Regions from separate parts of the Homo sapiens genome. Here region 1 is linked to region 2. The links are chromatin contacts, found by POLR2A ChIA-PET in ENCODE. All regions are on one chromosome and are shown on one strand. The core of a region is the stretch at or near the end of the contact, and the rest is flanking DNA. Distances in the headings are between cores, read along the strand shown.

Region 1 (5,618 bases), core at 3,119-5,618, 340 kb after region 2:
GTGTGAGCCACCGCACCCAGCCTGTCCCACTGTCCCAGCCTTTTTTTTTTTTTTTTTTGAGACAGAGTCTTGCTCTGTTGCCCAGGCTAGAGTGCAGTGGTACGATCTCGGCTCACTGCAACCTCCACCTCCCGGGTTCAAGCAATTTGCCTGCCTCAGCCTCCCAAGTAGCTGGGATTACAGGCATGCACCACCATGCCCTGCTAATTTTTTTGTATTTTTAATAGAGATGGGGTTTCACCATGTCAGCCAGGATAGTCTCGAACTCCTTACCGCAGGTGATCCACCTTTCTCACCCTCCCAAAGTGCTGGGATTACAGGCATGAGCCAATGCCCCCAGCCTGTTCCAGCCATTTTTAATGACTGTACAGTATTTTGGCTTATGAGTATATCAATATTTGTAACTGATCCCCTATTTTAGACTTTTTTAGGTGGCTTCTCATTTTTCATGAATCAGAGCACATAGACTGAAAAACCCCGCCTTTTTAAAAACAGCACTTCTCATTGGGACCCCACCAAATGCAGAGGCGTAGGCCCTTCAGTTTGAAGGAAGCTGAGCAGGCAGTGTGCCAGGCCCTGGGAGACAGTGGGAAGGTATCGTCCCTGTTTATCAGATGAGGATGCCGAGGCAGAGTTAAGGAAGCGAGGCATGTGAGCACCCAGGAGTTAAGGCAGGCCTGTGCTCGAACGTGGCTTCCTGCACACAGCCCCGCCCTCTGCGGCCAGTGCCACACATCACACCTGAAGCTCCAGCTCTCTGGTCCCCAGGCCTGAGTCTCTCCCTTGCTCCCCGCTCCCCGCCAGGCTCTGCTCTGAATGACTCTCCTGTGGGTCTGGCTGCCTATATTCTAGAGAAGTTTTCCACCTGGACCAATACGGAATTCCGATACCTGGAGGATGGAGGCCTGGAAAGGTGAGGCCCTGGTTTGCCCCTGCAGTCATGACCCTGGTCCCAGCAGCCAACCTCCTCACCCTCTTCATCCCCTTGTCTGGTTGCTCTGCATGGGGCACTCAGCAAATTCTATTGTTGGCTTTCTTACAAATCCTCACCCTGTGACCAACGTAGCTGCATTTTTTGGGTGAGGTGGCCTGGTGGGTTGTTCCCAGCCTCACAGTGCATGGTCAAGACTAGGATGCAGGCTCACCTGCTTGTGCTCCTTTTGCTGAACAGGCCCCTCTGGGGATTAGGGAGCCCACAGGGCAGCAGGCACCACATTATTGTCAAGAGCACCTGGGCTTTTCCTCCTGATTCCCTGGAGAGCCTGGCATCAGGGTCACGTGACTGCGTGTTCCAGGAGGGTGGTCGCAGAAAGACAGGAGGCTGTTAATCTCTCAGAGCCTTAGAGGCTGTATCCTCTACATGCCTGACTCCCAGCTCTGTGGCCTGACTCAGGCTTCACCAAGGTCAGCTCTGACCCACCCTTTCCAGGGCCCATCCCTTTATTCCTTCAGTGACACACAGGACCAGACAGTGCTGGGGATGGGAAAGACAGTAAAATGAGACTGAATCCTGCCTTGGGGGTAGGGACTCTGTCTTGGCCATGCTGTAGCCCCATCACCTAGAACAATGCCGGGTGAACAGTGGGAGAGCCCAGTACATAGATGTTGAATGAATGCGCAAAGGACTGTGAGAGTCCAGTGGAAGGAGGATTCTTTGTCTAAGCGGCAGAGAGGGGAAATGACCAGGAGAATGTATCTGATTTGGGCCTTGGAGGATAAGTAGGAGTTTGCTGGATGGAGGAGAGAAACTTAGGCAAAGAGAAAAGCAATAAAAATGCAAGGAAAGGGTGCTTGGAAAGGGTGGCTTGTCCAGAGGCTGAAGCAGGTACACTGGGGCCAGATCAAAAGCAAACTCATTCCTGCAGGCAGGTCCTCACCTCCTCCAAGAGCCTCAGCAGGGCCTTCGTCTGGGATCTGTTTCCCCTGCCCTACATTCAGCAGGACACAGGGGTTGATGGAGCTTCTGCAAGACCACCTTGGCAGGGGGTCTGGCCTGCTCCTTGCACACGGATACCTGGAGCAAGATGTGAGGCCCCACCAGACTATCCCACTAGGCCACTCCTGCAGCTCTGGCCCCGGGTTACAGGGAGCACCAAATCCCTGAGCAGGAGGTAGACAGGATCAGATCTGTGTTCTAGAAAGAACAGGAATACACTAGGGTGGAAATGGTGGTCGTGGTCGTTTTCAAGCTGCGGGCAGAGCTGAAAGGGAGATGGAAGCACTTGGCCAACTTGCAGAAATCCAGTTCACAGAGGTGATGTGTATACTGGAACTAGTTTTCATTGACCAGTTTTCATTTTGCCACCAAAATCACATTGAAAAGGCTGTTCCCTTTATCTCTGTCCCTGCTCCCTGCTGCTGTTGCTAGAGATTCAGGGTTTGAGTGAGGAAGGTAGGGTTGGGAGGGCGTGCTCTGGGGAAAGTGGAAGGTGGGGTGGGGGCTGTGGAGTATGCATCCTGGACCCAAGCTGGCTAGGTTTGGATTCTCCACTTAATAAGTAAAATGGAGATAATAGTACCTATGTCCCATAGGCTGTTGAGAGGAAAACATGAATTAAAAGAAGGTAAGGAGCTTAGAACATGCTGCCTGGTATGTGGTCACCACAGTAGCTGGTGCCCTGAGCAGTTTCACGGTGCAGGGGTTGAGGGGAGGGAGGAGAGGTCAGTGGCAGGAGAGAGGGGACAGGTGTGTAGAGGCAAGGTGGGTGGGGGGAGGACCTTGGGGTGATAAGAGACACTTCAACTAAATCCATGCGCTCCAGTCTAGTGCCCTGGGCGCAGCCTGCCTGTGACACGAGGATACCACACACGTTGCATGAGGTCTGAGGAGGGAAGCCGCATGGGCAGGGCCTGGCATTTGTAGGACTTTCTGGCTGCCCTTTGTCACACAACTGCATGTGGCACTGAGAGTGGGGCTTTGTGTTCTGCGTTCCCAGGAAGTTCTCCCTGGACGACCTGCTGACCAACGTCATGCTCTACTGGACAACAGGCACCATCATCTCCTCCCAGCGCTTCTACAAGGAGAACCTGGGACAGGGCTGGATGACCCAGAAGCATGAGCGGTGAGCCTGGCTGAGCCGAGAACAGGGGCCTCTGAGGCTGGAGGCAGGGGGACGGCCAGTCTTGGGCTCCACGAAGGGCACTTGGTGGTGGGATAAGTATAGCCTTGCCTGCAGGTGCCCCAGGGGCCCTTGGATGGGAACACTAAAGGTCGAGGTGTTTGGAGAAAGCCCTCATGGAGGGACCAGGTGCCTGGCTCCCGGGCGGCCCTCAGTACCGCTCCCCAGTCTAGGATGCTGGTCTGGAGTGGCACTGATGGTTCTGGGATTTCCAAGTCTCACATGGAAACCCTCAAAGGTGGGGATTTAGAGGCTGTCCCATGCCCCTGCCTGGGTGGCCCTCCCAGAAAAGAGAAGGCCCTCAGTGAGGGGAGAGCGGTTGAGACCCTGGATTTGTCCTTTTCTTTATGGCTCCTTGTGGGTGGGCCAGCTGATCTCACCCCCAGGCGCTTTAACCCCCTGCTGTGCAGGACGGAGGGGCGCAGGGCCACAGCCTCACCCCTCCGTCGGCTCTTTCACTTCCAGGATGAAGGTCTATGTGCCCACTGGCTTCTCTGCCTTCCCTTTTGAGCTATTGCACACGCCTGAAAAGTGGGTGAGGTTCAAGTACCCAAAGCTCATCTCCTATTCCTACATGGTTCGTGGGGGCCACTTTGCGGCCTTTGAGGAGCCGGAGCTGCTCGCCCAGGACATCCGCAAGTTCCTGTCGGTGCTGGAGCGGCAATGACCCACCCCTCTCCCCCCGCCTGCCACCTCCCCCCACAAGTGCCCTCCAGGCTTTTCTTGGGGAAGATACCCCTTTTCTGAGGAATGAGTTTGCCTCCGTCCCCTGCCCATGCTGGGAGCCCACGCTCACCCCCTCACCCCTCCAAGCTCACTCCCCAACCCCCAACTCCGTGTGGTAAGCAACATGGCTTTGATGATAAACGACTTTACTCTAAAAGCGGCTGGAACTCAGTGACATGAGCGTGCGCTGACCCCACATGGGGCCCCCTGTGCAAGCAGAGCTGGCCGGCCCCTCCTTGCTGGCAGAGGCACGGGAGGCCTGCTGGGGATGAGGCCACTGGCCAGGGCTATGCTGCACCAGACCAATGGCACCGCCCCCACCCCTCCCAGCGCAGGGGCAGCTTGGAGCAGAGGCAGCACTGGCCACCACTGCGGGGGCAAGTCAGCGTCAAGAGAGTCCCTGAGTGAGAAGGCCCAGATAAGCCCAGGCCCCCCAGGCCAGCGGACAGGCACAGGCAGGGCCTACAGAGGTGCCAAGGCCCCAGGCCAGTTGTGCTAGGAGCCTGGACCTGCTCTTCCACACCCCCATCCCGCCCCTACTGCACAGGCTTGTGCCTTGGTGCCCCCTGGAGGCAGCAGGGAGGAGGCTTCTCAGGCAGAAGTCTTAAGTTGCATCCCATTCCCCAGAATCCCCAGGAGGGAGAAGAGGGATGGGCTGCCCCTCCTTCCTGCCAGAGCCACAGCTCAAGGGCAGTGGGATGGCCCTGCACCCAGCCCAGGTACCCCTTCCTCTGTGCCGACCATGCTGTCCTTTGGCTCCGAGGAGGCCCTGAGCACTGCCCACCCCCACACCTTGGAGGGAGCAGACGGAGGGGGTGAGTACTGCACAGAGCCTGCCTGGAGGTGCAGACTCATGCACTCAGCCCTGAAGAGGTGAGAGAGGCTGGATCTTAACTGTGGTCCAATGGGCATATTATGAGTGGTCCTTGTCCCTGCCTGCTATGGGGTAACCCTGACCCAGCTAGCGTCCCTGACAACATGATACAAAAACACAGAACTCTAGCGGGATACAGAGATGTGTGCACAGCTGGCAGGAGCACTGGCCACCTCCCAACCTGTTCCCCATAGCTTACTCCTGGATGTAGCCTGGAGGGACTGCTGGGCTGGGGAGGGACTGGCCATGGAGCAGGGAGCTGGATGCCAGCGGGACCTCAGACCTGGACTGCAGCATCTCTTTGGTTATCGGTTGTGTGTGTGCTCAGAAGGGAGGAGGCCTTCCCCTTGTTACATCTCTCTCTCCATATATTCTCCCGGACTCATCAGTTTGGGGGGCGAAAAGTCCACCACATGGTCTTGGCGACAAACCACTGGGGATGTCACCCCAGCTGCAGAGCTGGAAGCTTGTGCCGGAGGGGAAACTGGGTGAGCAAGGGAGGGGCGAGGCCTGCCTGTGCTCTCCTCACCACTGCTGGGACCAGAAAAGATGGGCACCTGATAGCTCAGCTGGGCAGTCCCAACGCATTCCCACTCAGCCAAGGGCCTGAGCCCCAGGCCATTCTGGTTGTGTCTTTTCAGAGCAGTGAGACCTAAAACAGATGGGAAGAAGTCATGAACTTGGGAGTCAGGCCGCTTCACCTGTCTTCTCACCCCACAGGCTCCCCTGAGCCTGGCCCAGCCAGCAGCTCACCCAGCCTCAGGCCTCCTGGGGGGCAGCAGCCACACTGCCCGTGGCGCTCTGCGCCAAGCACTGTCCAGGGATAGTCCCGCTGATGTTGTGGATGGCACCATAGGTCTGCTGCTGCTGCTGCTGCGGAGACAGTGCTGTCCTCTCCG
Region 2 (5,535 bases), core at 1,784-4,283:
TAACTTAGGAAGAAAAGCAATATAGTTCTTACTCTTTTAAACATATTTTAAAAATCCTTTATGGTTTAAAACAGCTTTTGGTGAAATTTTAAAACCTATATATCAGTAGTTGGATCAAATCTATCAAAAGATATATGAGTGGTCAGGAAATAATCAGGAGTTCCAGAATTTCTATTTTGGGAAAGGGAAGGAAAACCACCTAACAGAATTGGAACATGATTATGGTGCACTACTGGATATTAAGAATCAAGATTCAACTCATCTATATAAAATTATTTTCAAAATGGTGACCTTTAGAGCACTTATTAAATTTCCAAGTCTGAAAAAAAAATCTTTTTTTCCCTACCCTGGAATTAGGAAAAATAAAAAAATCTTTCAAAGAACAACTTTTCCTTTACTAAATGGACCAAATACATCAAAGAATGTATTCCATTTGGAGAACCTCGTCCATGTCCCTTCTAAGACATGACTTCTGCCATCAACGTAGGCTTAGCTTTTAGTTCACTGTGAAATGCAGATCAATGAAGCATGATGAAGAGAAAGGACAAATGACACATGACAGGTCTGCAGACTGGAGTGCAATAGCGCGATATCAGCTCACTGCAACCTCCGTCTCCCAGGTTCAAGTGATTCTTGTGTCTCAGCCTCCCAAGTAGCTGGCATCGCAGGTGTGCGCCACCATGCCCAGCTAATTTTTGTATTTTTAGTAGAGATGGGGTTTCATCATGTTAGCCAAGCTGGTCTCAAATTCGTGACCTCAAGTGATCTACCCACCTTAGCCTCCCAAAGTGCTGGGATTACAGGCATGAGCCACCACGCCTAGCCAGCTCCTTGTTATGGGCTTAATAAATCAGCACTTCATAATGTGCTACTGAAGAAAATCCGTAACTAGTAGAGATGTGTTAGAAGGCCATCTCAGTTAGGAGTCTGAGAAACATAAATGTGCAATTTTTCTACTCTACTGAAAACACATGTCCACCAAAAGCAATTCCCCCTTTCTTCTAAAGTAAAATATGATCATCTTTCAATCACTTAGAAACTAAAAGCTTTTATACATTCCAAAAGGCCTAGTTTCTTTGTGGAGCTTAAACAATTGTGTCACTACCAAATCTTCTTTCCTACTAGCAGAAAGAACCACATAGGAAGCCAAATCCAAATTCAGACTTAGACTAACACAGAACAGGTCTGTGATAATATAAAGTCTATCCCTGTACTTATCTTTATTAGGTTTCTATAATTAGAGTCAAGTTGCTTTTTACGAGACAAAAATAAGGCAAATAGCTCAGAAAGAAAAGACAAAATACCTTTTAGTTTCTAAATACATACTTTTTTTTTTTCTGGGAAAAATACAAGTCCTTTAAACTGTCTCATAAACCAAGAAAAGGTTTCATCTATGTTCAGGAGCTGTGATATAAATTTAGTCATGAAAATAAAGTATGCCTAGCTAAAGGAAGAACAAATTTGCCTAAATATGCCCACATGTACTTGTAGAAACAAGTATTAACTAGCCTTGTTTCTGGATACTATCTTTTCTAACTTGATTACACTTACAAGTTTCAAATGAGATAGGGAAATACATGTTTCTACTTTACAAATTCAAAGATGTATGTTTTATTTTGCTCTCTTTTCTCTCCAGCTGATATTCAGGTTTAAAAAAGGCTCCAAAAATTATATATATACATAAATATATATACATAAAATCTATGTCATTGGAACTAATGGGGAAATGTGACTATATACTATAGTAGATAATATTATTGCTTAATGTTAAATTTCTTGAGAGTAATAATGGTATTGTGGTTACATAGCAGATGTCCTGGTTCTTCCAAAAAACACTGAAGTATTTAGGGTGAAACAGTTCTTATTTGTGAATTGCTTTCAAACTAATCAGAGGGGAAAAAAGTGTGGATAGGTAGATATTTAAGACAAGTGGGGCAAAATGTTGACAACTGTTAAACCTAGGAAATGGGTATACGCATATTCACTGTACTATCCTTTTAATTTTTCTGTAGTTTTGAATTTTTCAAAATACAAATTGGGAAAAAGAAAGCTATCTTAAAATCTCAGATCATCTGGTTAATAAATGTAGGGTAGAATTTATCAATCACTAGTAATGTAGATGAGTAATATATAATGAGGCTTGGTGGTTGTCCAATACTAGGAGGATCACGAGAGTTTTATGGGCTCCTCTGTATAATTTCTTACCATTCAATTTTTTTCTACACTAAGAATGCATTAATTTTTTTTTATACAAATAAAATATAAAACTTAGAGAAAAAAATTGATACCTGGAGATAACAGGTGACTTGCTGCCATTCATTGTATTTGTTCTTTCCCAAGGTTTTCTTGTTGGTTCTTTAAAAATAAAAAACAAAAGCTATTAAATAAATAAATGCTTCCAGAGTTATTATAAAACAAATAACAAAATACTAAATCTCATTATACCTGTTTACATAGTAGTAATATAAATAAAAATTTAAATTCTAAACTTTAATTGAAATCTGTAAGGACTCTAATTTGCACAATGCCAGACCTTAAAATGAGAAGAAATTATAAGCTAGTACAGTAAGTTTCCAAGGAAAACTTACATTGTTAAGTCTAAAATATTATGATTCTATAACCTTAGGATAGTAAGGAGTTTCTCTAACAAAGAAAGGACAGTAAGAATAAAGTAGGATAATTTTAAAATTAGGATAGTTCAATTAATTAAAATGGAATAGTATTACCGACACTGTTTTAAATTATTTTTTAGTGCCAATGATAAAAACAGTAAGTATAACTTATAATATGTTCATGTATTTCAACATTTAATCTAAATCCAAATAGTCCCTCTTGGGGAAAAAAATAGGAACAACTCAAAATAAATATCAGAATCCTGAAATTCTATTGTACTTCCTTGATTCTTAAACAATTAATTCTTGGGCCTTAGCCGATTATTCCAGTTAAATATAAACAAGCTCGCTCTAAGCTCTTATTACAAAAGACACTATGTAGTCAGTGACTCACTAGTTGGCTGTCTATTGTGCTTGAATTGTTTTTCTAATCTGGGCTGACTCACTGATGCTGTCACTGGCCTCACTACATGACTGGGTAAAATCAGAAGTGGAATCTTCTCATGGAGGAAAGAATTTGGGCCACAGGAGAATGAAGTCTATTCATGAATTGTGATCTCATTGTATAGTTTTAACTAAAACTGCTCTGAGTTCCAATGCAGCTCCTCAGCTGGCTTTTGCACATTCTCAGGTAGCTTACCGTCTCTTCAAAGTACACTTAACGCAAAAATAAACTCACACTCTTCCATGAAGCCCTGCTTTTGGTTCTGGATTTCTTGTTGCATGAAGGCATTAGATGTGAAACCTTAAAGTCATTATTGATCTTGCTTTACTCCTCATCAACTAAATTCCTTCTTTTTTATATTCCTTCTTTTGTATTCTAACAGCTAACACAGCCTCTCAATGACCGCCACAGTGGTGTCAAGTTCCACACTTGACCAGGAAGATCAAATAATCGGATGGGGTTTGGGACAGGCCGAATCAGAAACATATCCAAGTGACACCAGCCCAAGCAGGTGAAAAAAGGGAAGTCCTGAATGAAACTGAGGGACACCGGGACAGGGAAGGGAACGGTCATCGGACACTGTCACTAAAGAGGCGGCGGGTGGAAGGATGAGGGAGTAATTCCAAAGTGGTTAAGATGTAGCAAGTGCTACCTTTTAACAGCTGGCTGAGGTCCTTTCTCAATCAGCCAAACCAGAACTATCTTTTAGTCTTAAAAGGGCTCATCTGGTTCAGCTGGCCCTGTGGAAGCTGAGAAGCAAGGGCCTCTTCTCTCTAAGGAGCTCGGGTGTGTTTCAGGAGGGGCAAGGCTGGGTTCCCTTCAGAGGATCTTTACTGGCATGCGTATAGAGCTTCCTAATTGGTCTGCCTATCTTAATCCTCCCTAGTTTCAATGGGAAAATCACAAGTGCCATTTTAATGTGCCTCAAACAGTTTCAGTGGATTAAATGTCCACTGAACTCAGTACTTGCAGGATAAAGTCTAAACTCTTGATAATTTTATAAAAGGCTCTCAACATTTTTGTTTCTAACTCATATTTTCAACCTTTTCCCTACAATATTCCTCAAAAAGAATTCCCCGTTCTAGTCTATTTCCTATTTCCTAATCTCTTCTTGCTCATCTCCAACTCCATACCTTGCTCATGCTATACTTACATCCTGAAATATCACACCTTCCCCTCACTTTCAGCCAAACTAAATACTCTTCAAGGAATACTAAGATGTCACTTTTCCCTACAAAGTTGACTCAGGTGACTCGTATGTGTCATTTCCTCCCTCTGTGACACACTACTTAGTATTCAACAAGTGGTTGTAAAAAGGTTAACTTCACACCTGTGTGTCTCATCTTCCCAGCTGTACCATGAGTTTTTTTGGGCTTAGGACCTGTACCTTTCACTTCAGGTGCCTGACACAATGTCAGTTTAAAAACGGAATGAAACAAGTGAGAAAACAGGCCCTGCCCTTTTTGATTTTATATATATGACACACACACAAAACCTGTGCCTTAGTTTTTCATATTTTATATAAGGGATTATATATTAGATAAGGAATTTTTAACTTGGAGTCCATGGATAACCTTCAAGAAATTCATGAATATTCTGAAATTATGAACAAATCTGAATAAAAATACAATTTTCCTCCCTGGAAAGAGGATCTATAGCTCTCATCATATTCTAAAGGTTCTGTGAGCCCAAAATATGGTTCGGATTTACAACATCTATGCGGTACTAATGAGAGTACATACAATTAATTTTGGCTTACAGAAAGAAGGATAAAGCTAAAATAAGTGGGTCACAAACCAGTGAATTTTTAATGAAAATAACAAACTGAGTCCTATTCAGAGGGAAAACAAAGCCATGATGTTAATTATGGTATAGCAATCAACCTACTGAAGAGTCACCATTTAATAATAAGAATGAGGAATGGGGGGAGTGGTGAAAAGATGGATTACAATCACAAAAACAAAAACTTCAGAGGTACTTAAAAAAAAAAAAAAAAAAAAAGGAATTCTAGGTGGTGCACTGTGGCTCACGCCTGTAATCCTAGCACTTTGGAAGACTGAGACAGGTGGATCACTTGAGCTCAGGAGTTTGAGACCAGCCTGGGCAACATGGTGAAACCCTGTCTCTACCAAAAATCCAAACAATTAGCCAGGAGTGGTGCCATGTGCCTGTGGCCCCAGCTACTTAGGGGGCTGGGGGGCTAAGGTGGGAGGATCACTTGAGCCCAGGAGGTGGGGGTTGCGGTGAGCCAAGACTGCACCACTGCACTCCAGCCTGGGCAACAGAGCAAGACCCCATCTCAAAAAAATTAAAAAAATGAAAATTAAAAAGGGAACTGTAGATGCAGCTGGTTGTCTTTAAATCAAAACTGTAGGAATATAAGCATTTCTCTATAATGGTTTCTTATGGACCACTCTAGATATTAACTCATCAAGTTTATTTATGTCATTTCATTCCAGAATAGATAAGGAGTTCAAT

What was found. ChIA-PET counts read pairs that join two places held with the same protein, here RNA polymerase II (POLR2A).
Region 1: POLR2A ChIA-PET joins it to region 2 with 11 read pairs in PC-9. The contact joins two enhancer-like sites. POLR2A ChIA-PET finds 5 or more read pairs at or near these places in 3 of 52 experiments (H1, PC-9 and Panc1).

The regions. Positions count from the first base shown.
Region 1 is chr1:225,841,562-225,847,179 of GRCh38, forward strand. EPHX1 (epoxide hydrolase 1) reads left to right here. Exons shown (of 9, transcript NM_001136018.4): 7 at 805-913; 8 at 2,937-3,062; 9 at 3,585-4,002. The coding sequence ends at 3,786. TMEM63A (transmembrane protein 63A) reads right to left here. Exons shown (of 25, transcript NM_014698.3): 24 at 5,473-5,618; 25 at 3,975-5,371. The coding sequence ends at 5,479. Among named protein-coding and RNA genes, the nearest start is that of EPHX1, 34 kb to the left of the region's middle. RefSeq lists an enhancer at 4,345-5,155. Within about 2 kb of position 4,369, at least 17 of the 41 ENCODE cell types and tissues checked have a DNase peak (open chromatin) inside an H3K27ac peak, as active enhancers do.
Region 2 is chr1:225,505,663-225,511,197 of GRCh38, forward strand. ENAH (ENAH actin regulator) reads right to left here. Exons shown (of 14, transcript NM_018212.6): 11 at 2,289-2,355. Among named protein-coding and RNA genes, the nearest start is that of LINC02765, 41 kb to the left of the region's middle. RefSeq lists an enhancer at 2,726-3,925. Within about 2 kb of position 3,034, at least 13 of the 41 ENCODE cell types and tissues checked have a DNase peak (open chromatin) inside an H3K27ac peak, as active enhancers do.